2 separate regions of the Homo sapiens genome follow, and region 2 is linked to region 1. A link is a contact called in ENCODE Hi-C data. All regions are on one chromosome and are shown on one strand. Each heading gives the region's core, a stretch centred on a gene start or an enhancer-like site at or near the end of the contact. The rest is flanking DNA. Distances are from core to core; before and after follow the strand shown.

Evidence for each region. A loop is a pair of places that touch in the nucleus more often than their neighbours do. Pooled maps may share reads with other maps.
Region 2: a map of CD8-positive, alpha-beta T cell shows a loop between it and region 1 (7-fold over the local background). The contact joins two enhancer-like sites. A Hi-C loop is called at or near these places in 1 of 168 maps with a recorded cell type or tissue (CD8-positive, alpha-beta T cell), 1 of 37 single-sample maps with no recorded cell type and 6 of 50 pooled maps.

Annotation. Positions count from the first base shown.
Region 1 is chr11:69,915,270-69,920,747 of GRCh38, forward strand. No RefSeq gene overlaps it. Among named protein-coding and RNA genes, the nearest start is that of FGF3, 99 kb to the left of the region's middle. Within about 2 kb of position 3,087, at least 11 of the 41 ENCODE cell types and tissues checked have a DNase peak (open chromatin) inside an H3K27ac peak, as active enhancers do.
Region 2 is chr11:70,418,985-70,424,413 of GRCh38, forward strand. CTTN (cortactin) reads left to right here. Exons shown (of 18, transcript NM_005231.4): 9 at 762-872; 10 at 1,416-1,526; 11 at 2,486-2,596; 12 at 3,956-4,011. Among named protein-coding and RNA genes, the nearest start is that of CTTN, 23 kb to the left of the region's middle. RefSeq lists an enhancer at 561-1,760. Within about 2 kb of position 1,923, at least 2 of the 41 ENCODE cell types and tissues checked have a DNase peak (open chromatin) inside an H3K27ac peak, as active enhancers do.

The sequences.
Region 1 (5,478 bases), core at 1,837-4,336:
ATGCTCCCCAGAAGTTGTCTGAGTCATCCTTTGGACATAGCAGGACTCAGTACATTCATTGAACAAACAAGGCACTAGACACTCATTGCTATATTTTTAAGGCCCCTCGTTGAAGTGAATCACAGCCTCGTTCCCAGTCTCCTGGGCTTTCACCCTGCCCCACGGACGGGATGCTGGCTCTTCCCTGTCGCCCCGCATTGTGACTGGCTGTGTTCCACATGGTGCAAACTTATTCCCAATTGACCCGTGGGGTCTGCTGGAGCCCTAGGGCTGACCACAGGGGCTGCAGGGCATGGTTGCCCTGGGAGCCCTGCAGCTCAGGTCCACTTAGCACTTTCTGGAAAAGCAACCGCCTCTAGGGGGCAGCACAGTGTCACCGGGAAAAGCCGGACGTGGCTTCGGGGACCTGGGCTTGGATCCAGGATCCAGCCCCTGCCGCTTCAGCAGTGGAGTGATGGGGGCCAAGTCACTTCCGCCCCAAGCCTCAGTGTCTCCCTGCACCCCTCCACCCCCTATAGAGTGGGACTAAGAGTGTTCTGAGCCAGGCTTCCAGTGAGGTGGGGGTGGGGAGGGCAGGACAGACGGGTCAGTGTCCTCGCTCCTGGCCCCTTTTCACCTCTGATGTTGAAGTTAAACATTCAACAAATTATGAGAAAATAAAGCAACAGTTTAAAAATAGGAGAAAACGTATCCCAAAAGAATGTTCTATGATTTCCGGCTGGGTCACTCTTGGCAGGCTCCAGCAGGGAGGAGCAGGGCAGGGCCGGGGCATGGCTCAGGGAATGGGGGAGCGCTCTCCCTAAGACCCCAGCCCCAGCCTCCGCCTTGTCCTCAGGCAGCCAGGAGCAGGCACAGCTGCCTCGCTTCCCCTGGGAGAACGCTGGCTCCTTCAACTTCCCCCCGAAAGGCATCCAGAGGCCTCCAGCTGGCCCCCTCCCCTCTTTCCCCCAGCTTTGGGGTCTGGGCAGAGTGAGGCTGGAGTCCACCTTCCGGGCATTGGGAGTACAGGAAACAGTCCCAAGGGACCTCTTTCACTGAGAAGGCACAGAATCCCTTCCTAGAACGGGATATGTGTTTGTTTCCAACGGCTGCTGCAATCAATGCCTGCAAACTTACAGGCTGGAAATGGCACAAGTGGATTCTCCTGACAGTTCTGGAAGTCAGAAATGCCGCTCATCAGCCGGGCATGGTGGCTCACACCTGTAATCCTTGCACTTTGGGAGGCCGAGGCAGGCAGGTCACTTGAGGTCAGGAGCTCAAGACCAGCCTGGCAAACATGGCAAAACCTCATCTCAGCCAGGTGCAGTGGCTCACGCCTGTAATCCCACCACTTTGGGAGGCCAAGGCAGGTGGATCACGAGGTCAAGAGTTCAAGACCAGCCTGGCCAACATGGTGAAACCCGTCTCTACTAAAAATACAAAAAATTGGCTGGGCATGGTGGCTGGCACCTGTAATCCCAGCTGCTCAGGAGGCTGAGGCAGGAGAATCACTTGAACCTGGTAGGCAGAGATTGCAGTGAGCTGAGATTACACCACAGCACCCCAGCCCTGGTGACAGAGCAAGACTCTGTCTCAAAAAAAGAAAAAGAAAAAAAAGAAGAAAAAAGGAATGCCACTAGTCTAGAATCAAGGTGTCTGCAGGGCTACATTTCTCCTGGAGAGTCTAGGAGAACCCAAGCCTTGTCTTTTCCAGCTTCCAGAGGCAGCTTGTGCTCCTTGGCTTGTGGCCCCTTCCTCCATCTTCAAAGTCAGCAGCACTGCCCCTCCTGGGAAGATTTTCCTCTCTCTCCCTCTCCCTCTCTCCCTCTCTTCTATCTCTCCCTCTCTCCCCTCCCTCTCTCTCTCTCTCTCCTTCTCTCCTCTCCCTCTCTCTCCTGAGCCATGCCCTGGCCCTGCCCTGCTCCGCCCTGCCTCTCTCCCTCTCTCTTCACTCTCTCCCTCTCTCTTTTTCTCTCTCCCTCTCTTCTCTCTCTCTCCTCTCCCTCTCTCCTCTCTCTCTCCTCTCCCTCTCTCCCTCCCTCTCCTCTTTCTCCTCTCCCTCTCTCTCTCCCTCTCTTCTCTCTCTCTCCCTCTCCCCTCCCTCTCTCTCTCTCCCTCTCTTCTCTTCTCCCCCGCTTCTCTCTCTCTCCCCCTCTCCCCTCCTCTCTTTCTCTCTCTTCTCTTCTCTCTCCCACTCTCTTCTCCCTCCTCTCTCTCCCTTTCTCCTCTCTATTTCTCTCTCTCTCCCTCTCTCCTCTCCCTCTCTCTCCCTCTCTCCTCTCTCTCTCTCTCCCTCTCTCCTCTCTCTCTCCCTCTCTGGCCCCCTCCCCTTCTCTCTTCTCTTCTCTCTCCCTCTCTCCTCTCTCTCTCCGTTTCCCTCTCTCTCTCCCCCGTCTCTCCCTCTCTTCTCTCTCTCCCTCTCTCCTCTCCCTCTCTCCTCTCACTCTCTCCCTCTCTCTCCTCTCTTCTCTCTCTCCCTCTCTCTCTTCTCTGCCTCTCTTCTCTATCTCCCTCTCTCTGTTTTCTCTTTCTCCCTCTCTCCTCTTTCTCTCTCTCCCTCTCTCTCTCTCCCTCTCTCCTCTCTCTCTCCCTCTCTCCTCTCTCTCTCCCTCTCTCTCTTCCCCCTCTCTTCTCTCTCTCCCTCTCTCCTCTATCCCTCTCTCTCCCTCTCTCCTCTATCCCTCTCTCTCCCTCTCTCCTCTATCCCTCTCTCTCCCTCTCTCCCCCTTCTCTTCTCTCTCTCTCCCTCTCTCCTCTATTCCTCTCTTTCTCCCCCCCCCCCCCGCTTCTTCTTGTCACATCTTTTCTGTGACTCCCTCCTGCCTCCCTCTTACAGGAAGCTGGAGGTTACCCACGACCGTCTGGGATCATCTCCACCTCAGAATCCTTGCTCCGTGACATCGGTAGAATGTCTTTGGCCACGGAAGGGAACATGTTCATAGGTCCTGGGCACTAAGATGTGGGGGATTCCATTACTGGTGGGGGGTTCCATTATTTGGTTGACCACCGACCTGGTACACAGTGGGTGCCCCTGGGATTTGTTGTAGCAGGGAGCACTGGCTGCAGCAGGAGCCTGACCCTCGCGGGAGCGTCTAGCCAGCCTTGGTGCCAGGTAGGCCGTGGCATTTAGCTCTCCGGCCCAGAGCCTCAGCAAGGCCACGGCGCTCGGCCAGAGGAACACAGCCACCCAGCGGAGAGCCAAGACTCAGCCCAGACGTCCCAGACGCCAGGCCCTTTCCTGGGTGCCCTCAGCACGCCCCACCCCCACCCCGTGAGGACGTCTGCCCGGGCTCCGGATGCCCCAGGGCCTTGGACCACCAGGGACTGTGCCTTAGGGGCAGGGTGACCCTGCGGTGCTGGGCGTTTGACACGGCCTTTCCCCCTGGAAGCCTCTGTCGCCCTCGATACAATGTGAAGAGTTGGGCTGTAGGGTCAGGCGGAGAGATTGGGGTTCACATCTGGATTCTGGCATCCACGGGCAGAGCGACCAGGACCAGTCTGAGAAACGGGGTCCTCACTCTAAACGTCCGGACGGCCCCTGCCTTAGAGGGAGTGGGGGATGAAATGTAGCAATGTCCCCTGCACATGGAGAAGCCTCCTCAGGCGAGGCCGGGGGATCAGGCAGCTCGCGCCCGGAAGGCTTCGCATATAATGCACCGTCTATTTCAGCTCGCCGGGGTCTTGCTGCAAAGTTGCGCAACAGAAAATGTGAGAGACGCGGCAGTCACTCCACTAAGCGGGACAGGGCCAGGCCCGCCGCCAGGGGGCAGCATCGCCTCTCCCGGCCGAGCCTTCCTGGGAGTCCCGCGGGGGCTGCTCCCCAAAGGACAGAGCTCCGGGTTCATGGGGAACGGGGTGCCGAGAAAGCCTGCCTGGCCCTCCCAGGCCCCACTTCCTTGTTCTTACAAACCTAAGGAAGAGTGGGCTCCTGGGATTAACTCGGCGTCACGAAACCCTGGCCCTGAGGGACGGACCTCTCAGCCTGGGTCAGGCCAAGGACATCTGAGTGGCCCCACCGCGAACTCCTGTGAGCCCCTGGAGCGAGCAGTGGCCTCGAGTCTGTGCCCACCTCCTTTCACGCCCCTCTTCCCTGGCTGGCCATCTTGGCATCCCTCCTCCCCTGCCACTCTATCTTGGCCTCCTGGGCCGGCTCCCACCCCCCGGTTCCCATGCTTCCTCCCCGCAGAGAGGGACCCAGAGGTGCCACCACCTTGGGGTGACCAAGTCCCAGTGCTATGTTCGGCCCCAGGGCTCCTTCACTTCACTCACAGGCGCCTTTCCCTGCAGCTCACACAGGCACAAAGTAACACACGTGCCCGCACACTCGTGTATACACGCACACAGGCACACACTACTGCTCACATGCACATAAGTGCAATGTGTCCTCACATGAACATGAGTGCAATGGGAACACTCTTACACACCAGTTCACAGACACCCACATGCACACACTCCACCACACATGCATACACACAGACAGGTACACACTCCTCCAGGGCTCTTGGGAATAGTCCTCTGTTTTGTCACCAAGCTCCCAGGAAAGCTGCCCCTCCCTGCTGGCTCCAGGGCCTGTCACCAGCCATCCAGCTCTTGCCTGGAGTGAGTCCTCCCTCCTCAGGGTGAGTCCTTCCTCCTTGGGGTGAGTTCCCCTCCTGGGGTGAGTCCTCCTTCCTGAGGTAAGTCCTCCCTTCTCAGGGTGAGTCCTCTCTCCTCAGGGTGAGTTTCCCTCCTGGGGTTAGTCCTCCTGCCTCTGAGTGAGTTCCCCCTCCTCAGGGTGAGTCCTCCTCAGGGTGAGTTCCCCCTCCTTGGGTGAATGCTCCCTTCTCACGGTGAGTTCCCCTCCTAGAGTGAGTCCTGCCTCCTCTGGGTGAGTCCCCCTCCTGGGATGCGTCCTCCCTCCTGAGGTAAGTCCATCCTTCTCAGGGTGAGTCCTCCTCAGGGTGAGTTCCCCCTCCTAGGGTGACCCCTCCTTCCTCAACCCGGAGTTCCCCTCCTGGGGTGAGTCCTCTCACCTCTGGGTGAGTTCCCCCTCCTCAGGGTGAGTTCCCCTCCTGAGGTGAGTCCTCCCTTCTCTGGGTGAGTTCCCCTCCTGAGGTGAGTCCTGCCTCCTCAGGGTGAGTTCCCCTCCTGGGTGAGTGCCCCCCCCTCTAGATGAGTTCCCCCTCCTCTGGGTGAGTCCCCCTCCTTAGGGTGAGTTCCCCTCCTGAGGTGAGTTTCCCTCCTGGGGTAAGCCCTCCCGCTTCTGGGTGAGTCCTCCCTTTTCAGGCTGAGTCCTCCCTCCTGGGGTGAGTCCTCCCTCAGGTCCACCTCCTCTCCCCAGCCGGCTTCCATGGGGCTTCTTCAGTGGTTCCAGCTGGCGTGTGCCAGTCCCCCAGGAGGTCCAGGTCCTTTCTCGACATTTTCCTCAGCTGCTGGGGCTGCAGGGGATGCACCAGCTGCATGGACGGGGTGGCATTGCCTGATCCCACCTCCCACAAACGTCTGTGCACCTGCCCCTGC
Region 2 (5,429 bases), core at 673-3,172, 500 kb after region 1:
CAGGATGGTCTTGATCTCTTGACCTCATGATCCGCCCACCTTGGCCTCCCAAAGTGCTGGGATTACAGGTGTGAGCCACTGTGTCCAGCCTCTGCTGTACTTTAAAAAAAAAAACTTTTTTTCTTAATTCTTTTTTTTTTTTTGAGATGGAGTTTCACTCTTGTTGCTCAGGCTGGAGTGCAGTGGCGCAATCTCGGCTCACTGCAACCTTCACCTCCTGGGTTCCAGTGATTCTTCTGCCTCAGCCTCCCGAGTAGCTGGGATTACAGGTGTGGGCCACCACGCCCAGCTAATTTTGTATTTTTAGTAGAGATGGGGTTTCATAATGTTGGTCAGGCTGGACTTAAACCCCTGACCTCAGGTGATCCACCCACCTCGACCTCCCAAAGTGCTGTGATTACAGGCGTGAGCCCCCTCCCCCAGCCTGTTTTTTGAATTTTTAAAATATTAGCTAATGATTTAACTTAGAGATGGGGTCTTGCTATGTTGCTCAGGCTGGACTCCGCCTCCTGGGCTCAAGTGATCCTCCCTTCTCAGCCTCCTGAGTAGCTGGGCTGCAGGCACACACCCCCACCTCTGGTTACCACTGTTTGTGTTTCTGTTATTACACATAAATAGCACCTTTAAATACTGTCTGTATTATTCAGTGGTCCTACAGTGGACCTGAAAGATTTTTGTTTTTTTAATCAAAGGATAAAATACTTGCATGTTCACTGATTTCGTTGCTCCTTTTAAAGTAGTCCTTTTTTGTTTGTTTTTAGATTACTCCAAAGGTTTCGGCGGCAAATACGGTATCGACAAGGACAAAGTGGATAAGAGCGCCGTTGGCTTTGAGTATCAAGGCAAAACGGAGAAGCACGAGTCCCAGAAAGGTGTCTTCCGTTTTATCTTACCCTCCAGCCAGCAGCTAGTAATGTGACAGGTGGTAGCCACACCGGAAAAGGAAAAACAAAGCGTTATTGATAGCCCTTAACGTAGATGTCTCTTTTTCATGAAATGCCCAACTTGAAAACGGCACATCCAGAAACACAGCTGCTAAATAGGAACTCGCAGCTTGAGTGTTATGGCGCTCCAGCCCCAGCGGCGTTGCTTATCGTGGTGGCCACACCCCGCACGTCTGTGTTGCCCGTGTGAGCCTGTGCTGTCTCATGGTGCGGGTGGAAGCCGCATGCGTGGGAGCTTCCATGGGGTCCTGTCTGGCTTAGTCACGATGCTGAGGTCATAGACTAGGTTATTTCCTGCCACTCTCCAAGGAGGGCCTCTTCATGGATGTTATCTAAAGTATTACCAAAGATCCGGAAGGGAAGAGTAGATTGAGTGAATCATATGCGTTTAACTGTATTGAAAACATACTTTCCACCTGTGACCTGCACTACCTGTTAATGATGGGTTCTGGCCTTTCATTGTGCATGTAGACTATGTGAAAGGGTTTGGAGGAAAATTTGGTGTGCAGACAGACAGACAAGACAAATGTGCCCTTGGCTGGGATCACCAGGAGAAATTGCAGCTGCATGAATCCCAAAAAGGTACATTCACTCTGCCTGTATGCGAGATGGTTTTAGAAGTTTGTTTTTGTTCCTTGCGGGGTCAGTTGGTATGTGTTGTGTCTGCGTGTGCCTGCTGCACATTGTTTTGTCTTCACTGTTTGAAGTTGTCCTGTGTGCCCCCCCAATCCCCCAGTTCCCTCCAGCTAGTGTAGTCACAAACCCTCCCTGCTGACACGGGGTGGTACCCCAGAGAGCTGGGTTTACCTGGAAGTGGGTTGCACGGGCCAAGCCTGCAGCAGGGGGCTGGGTTTACCCAGGAGTGGGGACATGGGTCAAGCCTGCAGCGGGGGGCTGGGTTTACCCGGGAGTGGGGGCATGTGTCAGGCCTGCAGCGGGGGGCTGGGTTTACCCGGGAGTGGGGACATGGGCCAAGCCTGCAGTGCTCCTCATCCAGGCTTCTTGTCTATAAAGTGGGCCACGGTTTTTGGCAGGAGATACTTACTTTTGAACCGAAAGTGTTTTCTTGTTGGAATGGGTGCCCCTTCCCTGGAAAAAGGAGCCTGAGGGGGCTGAAAGCCTCTCAGTGTGACCCAGCCCTGAGAGAAGCAGGAGCGGGGCTAATGGGGCTGCAGCGCCCTCCGAATCTGCAGGGTCTCTCCTCCCGTGTACACAGATACGCACACTCGTCTGCAGTGTGCGTAGGACGCTAAGAATGAACTGCACAGCCGGGAGTGCCTTTACTGAATTATTTGAAGTACAGTTCTTAGGCTGTTCCAGATCTTCGCTGAATGTTCAGATTTTAAGTTCATTCTTTAACGTTGACCTCTGGAGCCACCTTCTGGCGCTGAGCCTGGGAGTAGGATCTCAAAGGCCCTAAGCTCAGGAGAGCCCTTGCTTTCTGGAAACTGTGTTTGATTTTTGCGCATGCTCATGCAATTCTAACCCAACTGTGTTTCCTCTTTTGGTTGTTTTCCCCACCGTTGCTTGTGGATTTTCAGATTATAAGACTGGTTTTGGAGGCAAATTCGGTGTTCAGTCGGAGAGGCAGGACTCCGCTGCTGTGGGGTTTGATTACAAGGAGAAGCTGGCCAAGCACGAGTCCCAGCAAGGCACAGTTGCCACCAGCCTCCTACCCTCCCCCCGACCCTCCTGTGCGGCCACTTCTAGCACAGACTTCAGGGCTCACCGTCAGCACCTGCAACACAGTCCTCCTGTGTCACCACTTGTCAGCTGTCAGGCTGTTCGGCACTTTAAACCCATTTCTAGTAGAGCGACACTGATTTTGAGTGGTTCACTTTCTTCCCTGTGAACTTGTGATCTGTGTATGGCAGGATGCGCCAGTTAGTGTGTGGGTGCCATCTTTCTAACCCGGTGACCCATCCAGTCTCTGGACTGGGGCATCTCCGGTCTCCAGCAGCATTCTGCCCGAGGCTGTTCTGCTGTTATTGGTGACTGCCGTGAGCCACTGAGTCAGGCCTTCCAGATGAGGAGAGAGGTGTTGGTTCAACCAAACCACTGGCCATTTGACCAGGGGCTTCGTAGCAGCAAGGGCCAGGAGACAGGCGTGTTCTGTGTGGTTTCTGTGTTTCATTTGTGGTGGTGTTTTTGGCCGGGGTTGGGAGGTTTTTTGTTTGTTCTGTTTGATGACACCATATGTGTGTAACATCTCCACACAGAGCCACACAGTATGTACGTGAAGCCAGCTCTGCATCCTTCCTTAGAGCAGTTATGTTGTTACCTTCAAAATTTGGACTTGGTTATTAGAACCTGAACACATAATTGGAAAAACAGTAATTCCCTAACCTTGCAGGGAAGACTCTAGGCTTTCCACCTGCAGCGTTAGAAACACACAGCAGTGTTCAGGTGTGGGCAGGTAGACACACCTGGGGTGGTCCCGCAGACTGCATGGAGATGGCAGTGGCTCTCCGTGGCATCACTGCTGCATGACAGTGTGACTTTCATGTGGATCTGTGTTGCTGCAACGGAAGTCTTTGGCTGGTAGAATTTCCACATGGATTTTTTTTTTCTCTTAAAAAGCAAGAGAACAAACTGCGATTGAGCCTCTTTTTAGCGCTCAGTAGAGCAGGCGCACAGGAAGCAGATGAGAATAAGCCCGTGCTGGTGCGGAAGACTGTGCTATTGAAGTGGCGCGTTGCAAAGGCCTGTCCGTGCCCTCTTTCCTCGCTTAGCTCCTGCCTGCTGCCCGCCGCCCCTCCTGCCCCTCCTGCCCCTCAGGGAATGCTGAAGCCTCTGCCCCTGGCCTGTGCTCTGCTTCTCACTGCCTGTGTCTCACGACCATGGGTGGAAGCAAAACTTGCCTTGCAAGTGAAGCCTCGCTTGGCCATTCTCGTTTCTTCCCGCTGTGGTGCACCTTCTTGGGCTGTTTCTGGATCTGTCTGCATGCACCCACGGCCACCCCCATGCTCGCCTCCACCTCAGAGTAAGTGTTGTGTTTTGCCACGTTTCAGACTACTCCAAAGGATTCGGCGGGAAGTATGGGGTGCAGAAGGATCGGATGGATAAGGTAAATATTCCAGCCCCGGAGCTTAGTGTCTTCTGCCTGCAGGGGCTCTTGGTGGGCGTGGCTCACCGTGCTGGCCAACATCCACGCGCTGGGGTGGGGCACAAGTGATTTCCGTCGTGGTGGTGGTGGTGGTGGCGATGACTGACTCGGACAGTCTTGTGCTCCTCATGGCCGTGCTGTGGGATAGGCGCTGGCACCGGCCCACCTCCTAACTGGGGGCCCCAGGCCAGGCAGGCTCAGCACCTGGCTGCAGCCATAGGAACCCAGATGTTTAACATGAGAGGTGAGAGCCTCGAGGGCTCATGTCCATTTGAACTTAAATTCTTAATAGTAAATCAGATTGGAACCTGAGTGTGTTAGACTGCGTGTGGGGCTACCTCGCTGGCAGCCAGCGCTGCGTGTGCGGTGATGAGCCATGTCTCCCGTCTTCAGCCTCGTAGAGACGCGGGCTCCACACTGCCTGCTCCTGCGCGTGGCCTGTGGTCAGGGGTGGCAGGGTCAGTCCTTGCCTCGCAGCTGACCACACAGCACCATCCAGGGGCGTAGGCAGGCAGAGCAGGTGTTCGGGCTGGGCTCCCCAGGGAGCAGTAGCCTGGGCTCATTTCTGAGGGCAGGCGCGAGTTCACCAGGAGAGAAGGCTCAGGAGACCACGGAGGGGCGAGGTGTGGGCCTGGGTGGGACAGGAGTCACTGCAGGTTCTCAAGGAGCCTAGCTGCAGAGGGAGGGTGGGGAGCGGGGATAGAGCTGGCCCTGGAGAGCCCCACACACCACAGAGCATTCTGCATGTCGTGACATGCGTCACACACCACAGAGCATCTGACGTGCGTGGCCCCAGAAAGGTTAGCAGGCAAGGAACACTGGGGGGGTCTACTTTGAGAAGCCCCCGGCCTCAGCGTGGAGTCTGGGTTGTGGGGGTTGGCCTGGGCAGAGGGGTGTGGTCCTGAAGAGAGCTGGAGGGGCTCGGGTGGTGGAGAAGCAGGGCATGGTGTTTGGCGCCAAGGGACGCAGGGGAGGGAGCAGTCGGGTGGATGTGGGGTGGACGTGGGGCCAACTGTGGAGCCGAAGAACTGGGAGGAGCAGATGTGGGTGTCAGCGAGAGAGAGCTGGGGTAGGGCCGGGGCCGGGTCCGGGTGGCGTGCAGAGTTGGGAGGGGAGTAGGCACGCGGTCAGAGGACACTGGGCAGGGGGACCCAGTGAGGTAGCAGGGGCCTTGCAAGGCACTGGGACAGACGGAGGGAAGGAGCTCCCCTGTGGGTGAGTCAGAGGTTGTGGCTTTGAGGCCGGAACCTGAGGGACTGCCTGTGTTGTGGGTGTCTGTGGTCAGCATTGCTGGTGTTGGCGGTGACCGCTGAGCTTGTGAGCACGTGAGGAGGCAGTGTGTGGGTGTGGCCTTTCGTGTCATTGTCTTTCATCCAGGA